2 separate regions of the Homo sapiens genome follow, and region 1 is linked to region 2. Evidence: chromatin contacts called from ENCODE Hi-C or POLR2A ChIA-PET data. All regions are on one chromosome and are shown on one strand. The core of a region is the stretch at or near the end of the contact, and the rest is flanking DNA. Distances in the headings are between cores, read along the strand shown.

Region 1 (5,586 bases), core at 2,965-5,464, 110 kb before region 2:
ATGACTCCCACGCCCCCGCGTCCGCACCAACCGCGCCTCGCGCTTCTGGAGCCGCAAAGCTCAGGCCCACTTAGAGAGGCAACGATTTGTCTATGGATGTCCTGTGTAACCACACCTTTGCTTTGGCTTCCTTTCCTCGATCTGAAATCCAAGGTGGTGGTTGATTTTTTCGCTCTCCTACTCTCCCAGAGGAGGCCCCGGTCCGAGCCAGCGCTGGCGGGCTGCGGCTGCTGAAACTAGAGTTCCTGTGGCCAGAATGGTGCCCCTTGCCCGCTCCAGGGCTTCAGAGAAGAGCGAGCCCGGCCCGGGGCTAGGGTGTCCGGCCTGCCCCGCGAAGGCGCGCTGGGCCTGGAGACTTTGCGCTCTTCACTTCGCCAGACGAGAGTTTAGCCCGGGGCCCGTCCGCGACACCTGGCCTCCGGCGGTTTTCGGGACCCTCTCTCAAAACTGCGCGAGCGCCGAGATCACTCTGGTATTAGCTCCCTTTAGATGAGGAAGGCATTGTATCTTTCTAAGGGGGTCTCTCAGACCTAAGTTATTTTGGTCTGCAGTGGTAGTAATGGCCTTGAATTTGTTTAAACTTACTGCCCACGACACCCTCTCCCCAAATCCCCCTACACCCACACAGTACGCTCCATCACGGCCACCACCACTCCCACTCCATTTGCATTTGAAAACCTCTGGAAACATAAGCGCTTTCAGGATGAACTCTCTCTCTCTCTCTCACTCTCTCTCTCTCTCACTGTCTCTCTCTCTCTCTCTCTCTCTCACACACACACACACACACACACACACACACACACAGCCCGCCAAGTGGAAACTGAGTTGAGTCATAGGATGCATATGAATAGGATTGGATGGTCCTTTGCTTCTGCGGATAAGAATGTTTAATAACCCAGGATTCCGGGCAATAACAGCATTACAGGGTTTCTAGAACTCTGTTCTGATCCTTTAGAAATTGTTAGAACAATAGTAATGATAGTAGGAGGAGAAGTAGGACTATGTTTTTCAAGGCACTTGCAAGCAATCTGCTACATCGTTTATGGGAGAACTTAAAAATATTCCCCTTGATTAAGACTCACAGGTCAAATATCATCTCTCTTTTCTGCATGCTAATTAAAAGCAACTCTGTTCTTAGGTATTTGACAGTCATTTGAATCAAGATACTTGAAAATTTCTGACTCAATAGCAATGTGCTTCAGTACACACAATCAAGTATAATCATATATATGTGAGATATGACTTTGAAGAGGAGATGACTTTTTTAAAAAAAAGACGCATACTCAAAGACAACTAGAAATGGCTGCTGCAGGCAACCAGTCACTGCTCTGACTACAACATATTTGTGCAATTAATAGTCTCACAACCTAGTCCAAATCCCCTCTTTACTTGGAGCAGGAGTGTTAATGAACTGTAGATGCAAAGCTCTTAATGTATAGATGTAGTGTCCTCTTGAAATTTAACAAGCTTTGAAAATGTAATAAAACAGAGATAAGTATTCAGGTTATTTTTAGTTTGTGTTGGCTTGTTGTGTTTTTAATATTGTTTAAAATATGACACAGTTATCCTCAGTTCCTATCCCATATGTCCATTCTGGAGGATCCAGAAAACATATCAGTAGTTAGGGTAACAAAAAATCCTCCAAAAAAGACCCAAGTTTTGCCAGTAAACTTTAAGTCTTTATTGAGCATTTCATAATAGCTTTAAAAAAACAAAGTGCGGTTCATGTTTCTAGCTACTTTCATACAATGTTGAAATAATACTATAATTTGACTAGGTAAGATTCTTATTGATTGCTAATTTGGTGTTAGAATTGATTATATTTCACATAATGATATCCCACTGCTCAATGAGATGAATATTTATGTAATAGGGAAATACCATTGCTGGTTTCTTTACAACTCAGTGTGAATAGCCACATCGTTGACTTCCAAAGAATAAAAGAATCTTTCCATAAACCTTCTGAAGTCGTTTCTATAAACTTGCTCCACTTTCTAATATTGTGAAAGAGTTGATGTAATTTAATTTCTATTCTGTCAATTATAAATTTATTTCATCTTGGCAAGGTGCCCTATTTGGAAAAGTTGATTGTGGGAAAGGATGATAGTATAGCAGGAATATGGAGGTTGAAATAATGTTTAATTTTATAATCAAGATAAATGGTGTAATTGACCTCATCATATCAGGAGCAGGGAGAATCTGAAATGGTTTGATTTGCACACACTTCATTGAGTCTACCAAAAGCATACTGATATCAAATTGCCCAGGGCTATATATTTATTATGAGAATTCATAATTCCAATCCTGTTACATATGTTTTTTTTTTAATTTTGCTGGATCTTATGGAATAAGGATAAGGGAAGATGAAGAAAACTATACTAAATGTGTCAAAATGCTCCTTGTATCACAACAAAGTGGATGGTTTACTCAATGCAGCTAAATTCTCAGAAGAAAAACTGAAGTCACATCTTTAAAGAGCATTTTTCTTAATGTACTACCTATCTGTAAATAAATAGTTTAAACCATAATGAAAGCAAACTTAAAAAGTTGACTCTAGTTAAATATTGGGAGAGACTGAGTAACTTGTGTACCATCAATTTCCTGAGGACTTGGCCAAATTCTGCCTGCACTTTCAGCCTAACCTGCAGGGGGCAATAGCTTGACACGAATGACAACAAAGGCTGCTGAACTATTAGACTTGAATATCTGACTATGACCCTGGAATGTTGTGTAGGTTGGAAAGAGTGCTTAATTAATGTATATTGAAACAAAAGATCAGGTAAATTGTTTGATTTGTCTTCAAGCTATATTTTTAGACTAATTTAATTCATAACTGTTAGGTTTTTTTTTCCTTAAAGAGATTATCAAAGTTTTAGGAGACACATTCATCTTTAGAATTTTCCTGAACACTAATTGTTTACTACAGAATTTATGTAATGTATGTTACCAAAGAAAAGACAGCAGAATCAAAGTGACCATAGTTTTCAGTGTTCAAATGGATGACAAAAATCAGAGGAAATATGGAATTTTGAGATATATTTAATAAAAGATAGTCACATATCTAGATAATAAACCCTATTTCAATATTTTTTAAACCTATAACTATAAATGGGTGGGGGGCAGTCATCCCATTGTTTGCAATATGTCTTCTTTCCATGTATCAAACATTATTTTTTAAAACTGGTTTAAACTTAAAATCACGATCAACAATTAGTGAGTTATCTCTTTTATTGCTATATATTTTTCTATTACAAGTGGAATAGAATTTATTGGCTATCGATAATCCACACTCTCTTTCCCTCCTTCTCGGTATTTCCACTCCCTCCCCCATCCCTATATTTCCCCATCAACTGATCTGGGAAGACTGGAAACAGACCAAAAGGGGTTTTGGCTAGAGAGAGTAATTACAGAATTAGAAAGGAAAACTCTTCTCATCTCCTCACTGCAATCATACTTAATGTTCATTATGTCAATTTTAAATGATACAAAATGCCTTCCCCAAAAGGCATCCTGGTTTTAAGAAGTCAAAAGGGTACCTGGCATTAAACAACCTTGAATCAATCCTGGTGGGATTAACTGGACTGAGTTTCTGTATACTGCACATGCTATGGATCTACTTTGATCACAGTAAGGAAAAAAATGAGAATAGATTTTTTTTTTAAAGAATTGCTGCACAGGAGTGTTCCGTTTCTTTTATATGGCAGAGTTTGATCTTGATAAAAACCTTTTAAAACATCCTTTTCCCCCCACTATGGTAAAGAGATCATATCTGTTTTTGCTTTTCTTTAAGAAAAGAAAATGGGGATTGCTTACACGGGGAAAGAAAATTTTATTCTCCAACACCCCCTCCCATTCTACTAAACCATTTTAGTCGACATATGTTTGTTATCAGAGAGAGGTGCTGTGAACACACAGCCATTTTCTTAGCAGCTTTTTGACTGTATGTTACCATAGTCCCACAAGGCATTGGTCCTTTCCCATTGGGAAGTCATGAATAAGAGACTATGAAGCTTGCACGTCAGATCTTCCTCAATTAATCCACCATTAGCATGTTTGGGATCCACTACTGGATGGTTAACAGCAGCTTTTGTAACTGTACGCCGACCATATCGAATTATGCTCTGCTAAAAATGAACTCTTTGCAGACCAACCCTCTCGGCTGTCAGTGTTTTCCGTTTTCCTATTTTAACGTTTGTGTATAGTGGCAGGCGACAGATGGTGTAGATCAGATCGATTTGATTGCATTAGATGATTTTTTCCCTTCCCCACTCCTTTCTGGAAGCTCGCATCAGCTGAAGGCTATCGCCTGGGACTCCTCGGAAGCATGAGCAAGCCGCCACCACGCGAAGGCACTGGGGCACAGCCAGCGCGAGGCGCCGAGGTCCCTTCCCAAGGCTTGTTAACACTGTAACCCGGCACTCGGAGAGAAGAAGCAGCTCACACTGCCCAGAGCCTACCTCACTGCACATCAGATGACTCCCTGGCTTCTACACACAGTTGGAGTTCCGCTTGAAACCTGGATTTAGAGGGTAAGCACTTCAATCGAGATGGATTTGTGACAGTTACTTTGCCATACAGCAAGACAAATCTCAGCAAACGTAAAGGATGTAGGATGTATGGCAGAGGCAGACTATGTTTACATCGAAAAATGTGTTTCTTTTTGTCTGAGAACGAGAGTATTATTCAGTAAAGATGTGTATACTCTTTTTCCATTGACTGTAAGAGTCGACTACCACCCTCCTCCCGATTTTTTCTCTCTCCTTGGTGTTTCCCCCTTTCTACTTGAGAGGGAAGGAGAGAGGGAGAGGGAGGGAGTCAAGGGGGAAGAGAAAGAGGGAGAAGGGGGGGAGAGAGAGAGAGAGAGAGAGAGAGGCATTTCAGCTTTAGCTTAATTGGCTTATTTCCTCAAACCCATTGCTTTGTCGCGTTTCTTTATGTATTTTTGGTTGCAAATTGCGAAGCGATTAACTGGGATGGGTGTTGGAGTATGGGGGATAGCATAGGAAAGTACTGGGAACCGTCAATCAGTCGCGGTGGCCTTGAGAGATCAAAAGGTGCTGAAAGCCCCCTGCCCGCAAAACACACCTCTAGTTATTGGGGCGCGAGAGAAATGTAGATTCTAATAAACATGGCTTGCAGGAGTCGATGAACAAAGGTACTTAATGCGGACCTAAGCCTCCGCTGATATTGTTCCGCTAGCAGTATCTAAATATTCAAAAGCGAAGTGTAAGTTGATCAACAAACGCCCTGATGGTATTGGGCTTTTTCCCTTTTTTGTTTTTGTGTGGAGGGTGGAGAAGGGGGGGAGGGTGGATGGGTGGGGGAAATCCGACAGCTTAAGGAGGCTTGAATTGAATATGCACCCAGCGGCAGTGGTCTCGTAGGAAATGGTGTTCTCGTAAGTCAGGCTGCCCCGCTCAAGCACGAGAGAGCTTTGGTTAGAGCTCAGAGCGTCAGTTCTGCTGCGAGTGCTGCCGGCAGTCGGCCCGGGTTGAGCTGTCCATTCGTCCAGGTGCTGAAGCTGGTGGAACATTGGGTAGGTAGGGAAAAGGCTGGCACTGCTACTTGGGTAGAAAGAAAGCATAT
Region 2 (6,099 bases), core at 2,966-5,465:
CAAATCACAGAAGCACATACAACATCAATTCTGGCCATAGAAAATGCCTGAAGTAGTTATCATATGCCACTAAAGCACAGATCAGCACTGAGACCAATTCATGAAATTTAAGCACTAAGCCCTCTAAAACACTTTACCTAATTTGGAAAGACTTCCCCCAATTTCAGTAAAGTTTTATAGAACAATATATCCAAGTTACATGTTAGAAGGAATCCAAACCCAGCTCATCCTCCTAGAAATATAAATTGAACAGACCTTATGGATCTGCTTTTCTCGCACTAACTCTGGCCATAACTGTTTACTAGGCACTGTGTCAGACCATTAGATAATATATTTGTGTATAAACAAATTATTTGTTTACAAAGCCTATAGTGGTAGTAAATCCCAGCAAGATATTTTTCTCTTAGTTCTTGTGATACAGTCTATGCAACTGCAAATAACAATATGAAGTACATTGACATAAGATACTCTAAAAGAAATTTAGGGCTAAAATAAGAATTGGGGAGGATTTTTTCATTTTCTTTTTCATCCTGACTCAATTATTTCTTTAGTACCCAACTGATTTTTTTTCTTAAAAATCTTTTCTCCTCACAAGGAAATACAGCTAAGTACATAAGATAATGCTCTGCTATTTACTCTCTTGGCAGAATATTAAAAATCATGCTCAGAATAAAAAATCGAAAAGAGAAAAACACATATAAACATATACATTCACAAAAATATTGCTAAGGAAAGTCGTTATAAAATGTTCTTCAGGATATCAAAGGTCATGCATGTAAAAACCATACATCTCTTTATTTAATATATCATGGATGAACTCAGGGGATCATCAAAGTTATTTGAGTAAATGATTCGATATTTGGTCAAGAAAATTTGATATTATTATGACATCATGTGAAAACATTTGACTAAACTGCAAAATAAGTGTACTTACTGCCATTTATTTCATTATTTTACACTTGAAAATATAAAATGTGAACTAAAAAAAATCTCTTTTGAATACTGGAGAAAGCTACTGAAAATACTGGATGTCAGGAAGTCTTTTAAAGATTTTGTCTAATCTTTCCCTCTTCTACTATGAATTGCTGCCAAATTCATAATTCTAAAACATGACCTAACCATGTAATTTCCTTGTTATCTTTGAGTAATTTCATAAAAATCCTTTTCACCATCCAGTGTGATTATAAACCAAATCCTGTGTACCCTTCTAAGATGGCGGCTTCCTCCACTAGAATGTTTTTGTTGTTCTTTTATGCCTGGCTCATTCCGACCCTTTCCTTCCGATCAGTTCCTGAAACTGAGTGTGTTGCATCTTCCTTGTATCACACAGCAAGTCCAAATTTCTCCCTTGCTTGACTTATTGTAATAATTGGAAATTATTCCTTGAAAGATTGCATGTCATGATACCAGTAACACCCAGTAAATTAATATGTTCCCAAAGTTCATTGATAAGTTACTTGTTGGAAGTTGAAGAATTCATTTGCCTAAAAAATGCTAAGTATAATTAATATTCCAGCCATATTTTGGATAATCTGAAATGTAGCTGAAACATATTACTGATAAAAACATAATTTCCAAAATTCTTATGAAAAGATGTATACCTGTAATCTCAGCACTTTGGGAGGCCGAGGTGGGTGGATCATCAGGTCAAGAGATAGAGACCATCCTAGCCAACATCATGGACCCCCCCACCGTCTCTACTAAAAAAAAAGAAAAAAGAAAAAACCCACAAAAATTAGCTGGGCGTGGTGGCATGCACCTGTACTCCCAGCTACTCCGGAGGCTGAGGCAGGAGAATCACTTGAACCCAGGAGGCAGAGGTTGCAGTGAGCCGAGATCATGCCACTGCACTCCAGCCTGGCGACAGAGAGAGACTTCGTCTAAAAAAAAAAGAAAGAAAGAAAAAAAGAAAAGATGTAGTACACCATAATCCAGCTCAACAACTGGAAGTCAAACGTTCATCACTCCTTCATTTTCTATTTTTTTGTGCTTCCTTGTCAAATTATGTAGTGCTGGATATATAGCAGGTGCCATGGTTTTTTTATTGCTTCAAAACTAAATTCTCAAACTTACTGGCTTGAAACAACAACTATTTAATTTGTTTACAATTTTGCAGTCTGTGCTGGACTCAGCAACTGATTCTTCTGCTTGTCTTGCTGCTGGTCACTTCTGTGGGTGAATTCAATTGGTAACTCTGCGGTGGGCAGGTCGGGAAGTTGAGAGAGCTAGGCATCTTTCTTTTTCCATGTAGTCACAGGTTCTCTCATTCTGCTTGGTGCTTCTCACATGCCCTTTCCAGAAGCATAGCTGTATTTCTGCCTGGAGGCTCAGAGCTCCTATGAGTGCAAAAGTGAAAACTTCCAGACCTTTTAAAGCTTGGTCCTGGAACTGGCACTCTGACATGTTCTTTTGATTAAGCATGTCATTGGTCCAGCCCAGATTCGATGGGAAAGAATTATACAAGGGGATGAATACCAGGAAACTTGTTCACTGGGGGCCATGAACGGAACAGACTGCCAGAAGGCTTAATCACTACTTACTGAGTTGGCTGCGAGAAATATAGAACAATGTATTCTATTCTTTAATTGTTGGGGGAAAATGAATTTAGCATTTTGGTAACATGCAAAAATCAACTAAATGGAAATTAAACACTTTGGTATGTACAGAGTGTGACTTGGGTTTTTTGGTTTTTTTTTTTTTTTTTTTTTTTTGAAAAAGTTCCACTTCACCACAATATCCTACCAATGGGAATTAAATTAAGAAATTTTCATTTTTTCTGTGTTAATTCCTGGTTTATAATGCTGAATAATACTTTAGAATACTATCCCACATACTTGGAATAAGGATGCAAAGCACTTGCTACTTTCTCCTAACCAAATATTTGATTTTATGTTAGCCTCAATTTCATAATTTTATGAGACCTCAGAAAGCAATTCATTAGCATCACAAAGAAAAATAATTAGTCAAAGCATCCCAAATAATGAGCTTGCCAGGTTAATGTTTAAAGATACCACAATTACTTGTTATTTTTTAACCACAATGCAAATGTTAGTCCTAACAGCTTATAATGAATAACTTCAGAGTAAAGTGGGAACTTTAACACCTCCTTCAAATTCCACCCTGTCCGTACCTTTATAGGAAAAAAAAGTGTGCTGGTTAGCATCTTTTGACTGCAAAGGCCACTCAGTAAGGTAATCTAAATAATGTTAGATAGTCAGGATGAAGATGCAAAATATAAATAAAAACAACAGTCTCAAAGACTGTGACATTTATAGGTCTCAGAGATTATTTAAGTCTCAAAATATTTCTAGGAAGCAGATCTTATCAGTCCCAGAAAGTTGTCAGTTAACCACTATTTCCTTTCCATACTTGTTTTTTCACTTGCAAATTTTGAACTCTACCTTCTATCTTTTCTGTCTTTCAGTTTCTGTTGACTCCTACATTTGTCTATTAATTTCATCTGGGATGTTCGGTGACATTAGGAATAGAACATTTCTTAATTGTGCAAGACTCTTTCACACACTGCACAATATTGATTCATCCTCAGACACTAAATGCTTGTGGCACACATGGTCATTGTGACACCTGAAAGTACCCCAGCACCTTGTCATCTCCCCTAGAAGGTGCAATAATCATTTGCACTCAGGGAAGAATAACATAGAACAACATGAGTTTTCTGTTTCCTCTCTGGCTAACAACTAGCTAGCTATCATTGTTTGTAACAGATGAGAGTTCACAAATATTGGTTGTTTTAGATGATTACATTTATTTGATTGACTAAAAATTAAGAGAACATAATCTTAACACATAATCCAGTAATAGTGCTTCTAGGTGCTTACCAAACTGATTTGAAAACTTATGAACATACAGAAACCTGCATGTGAAGCACATGATCATTAGTCATTAGAGAAATGCAAATCAAAATCTTAATGAGATATCAAATCACACCCATTACATGGCTATAATAAAAAAGATGGACAATAACAAGTGTTAGTGAGGAGGTGGCAAAATTGCAACTCTCAAACATTGCTGGAGGGAATCTAAAATAGTACTGCTGCTTTCAAAAATAGTTGGGGAACTCCTCAAAGAGTTAAGCAAAGAGTTACCATATGACCCAGCAATTACAGTGATAGATATATATCCATGAGAAATGAAAATATATGTTTATGCAAAAATGTGTACATAAATGATTATAGCAGCATTATTCTTAATAGCCAAAAGTGGAAACAATTCAAATGTCCAACAACTGACGAAAAGATGAAGTGTGGTATATCCATATAATGGAATAATATGCAGACATAAAGTGGAATGATTGACACATGTTTACAACATGGATGAACCTTGACAACGCTGTGTTAAGTTAAAGAAGCCAGACACAAAAGGTAATGTATCATTTGATTCCATTTGTAGGAAATGTCCAGATAGGCAAAGCTATAGAGACAGAAAGTAGATTAGTGGGTCGGAGGCAAGGGAGAATGGGAAATAATTGTTGGGTACATGGTTTTGGGTGCTGAAAATATTCTTGAATTAGATGGTGGTGATGGCTGCACAATACTGTGAATGTACTAAGAAACACTGAAATATATATTTAAAAATACATTTTAAAAAGATGAATCTTATGGTATGCAAATTATATCTAAATTAAAAAAATTAAATGATAAAGCTGCAAAGCAAATCTGCACGAGTTTTTAGAAGTCTTATATATAATAGGCAAAAACTGAAAGCAACCAAGATGTCTTTTGGTAGGTGAAAGGTTAAACAAACTGTTGTCTATCCAAACAATAGAATACTCTTTAGTGATAAGAAGGAAGGAGCTATCAAGTTATGCAAAAATATGCATGAAACTTACATGCATGTTAGTAAGTGAAAGCAGTTAGTCTGAAAGGCTACATAACTTACAGTTCAATGTATATGACATTTGGAAAGGGCAAAACTATAGATTCAGTGAACAGACCGGTGGTTGCCAAGGGTTCCAGGAGAGGGCAGGTTTAAATAGAAAAAATACAGCGGATATTTTGGGCAAGAAACTTTTCTGTATGCTATTATAATGGTGCATACATATTAAATGGTATGGCATACATATTAAATGGTGCATACATATTAAATGGTGCATATATATTAAATGCAATTTAATTTGACAATTAAATTGTCAAAACCCATAGAACTTTATAGCACCAACAGTAAAGCTTAACACATGTAAATTAAAACAAAATCATATAGGAGATTAAGAAATCCCATGATGGAAGGCAACGTGTGACAGAAGAATCTAACTCTACTACAAGTGGATGAAATAACCTCACTGAAGAAAGTAGGGAGAAAGGTACTGATGGAAGCAACTCCAGAAGTTTGTGGAGTCCACAAAGCTAGTGACAAAAGACATGGTACCTAAGCAATGTAGTATAGTTGACAAAGTTGTTTCCCGCAGGGTTATGGCTTAACAATTCTGACACTACCATACATATACACTGGAACTGAAGAATTAAGTAAATGGATGGTGGAAGCCAGGTTTCTCACTGTTGGAGTGGGAAGTTACAAAAACACTAGGGGTGGTTAGAATGATCAATGTAGCAATGGGTTAAAGTTAGAGACATTAGTATGAACTCATGTTTAATTTAGCACATTATTTAATTTCCTCTATATATTACAGCAGATTACGGAAATATTTACAGATAAATGTGCATACAAGGGTTAGTATACATAAATTTGTTTTTGCTCTGTCAGCTGAGAAGACCTAGAAAAATGACACTCCAATAGCAATAAGCACACCTAGTGCCCAGATCTTTGTTTCTAATGTACATTTCTCCAATTGAAGGAAGCAAGTTACCTGGGAAAATGGTTGATTCCAAAACTGAGGCTAGGAATATACAAGATAAGCTTGGGGCATATTGTAGTGCCAAAAAGTAAGGAAGTGTTAAAACACACATACACACACAGAGACACAAACACAGACACATAATGATGAGTGAAGGAGGCATATCAAAGGGACACTGGAGCCAAATGAAAAAGCTCTCAATGTCAAATGCTGGAAAAATTTGAGCAACAATAAAAAAAAAAGTAGTGTGGATTATAACTCAAAGTATAAAAAAAATCCATCAGTCC

The links. Hi-C counts contacts between places; a loop is a spot of excess contacts on that map. ChIA-PET counts read pairs that join two places held with the same protein, here RNA polymerase II (POLR2A). Pooled maps may share reads with other maps.
Region 1: a map of PC-9 shows a loop between it and region 2 (5-fold over the local background). The contact joins the promoter of MIR137HG here to the promoter of LINC01930 in region 2. A Hi-C loop is called at or near these places in 3 of 168 maps with a recorded cell type or tissue (PC-9, endothelial cell of umbilical vein and heart right ventricle) and 5 of 50 pooled maps. POLR2A ChIA-PET finds 5 or more read pairs at or near these places in 1 of 52 experiments (A549).

Annotation. Positions count from the first base shown.
Region 1 is chr1:98,048,321-98,053,906 of GRCh38, reverse strand. It overlaps MIR137HG (MIR137 host gene), which reads left to right and starts at 4,214. Exons shown (of 5, transcript NR_046105.1): 1 at 4,214-4,529.
Region 2 is chr1:97,939,856-97,945,954 of GRCh38, reverse strand. LINC01930 (long intergenic non-protein coding RNA 1930) reads left to right here and starts at 4,215. Exons shown (of 2, transcript NR_146275.1): 1 at 4,215-4,382.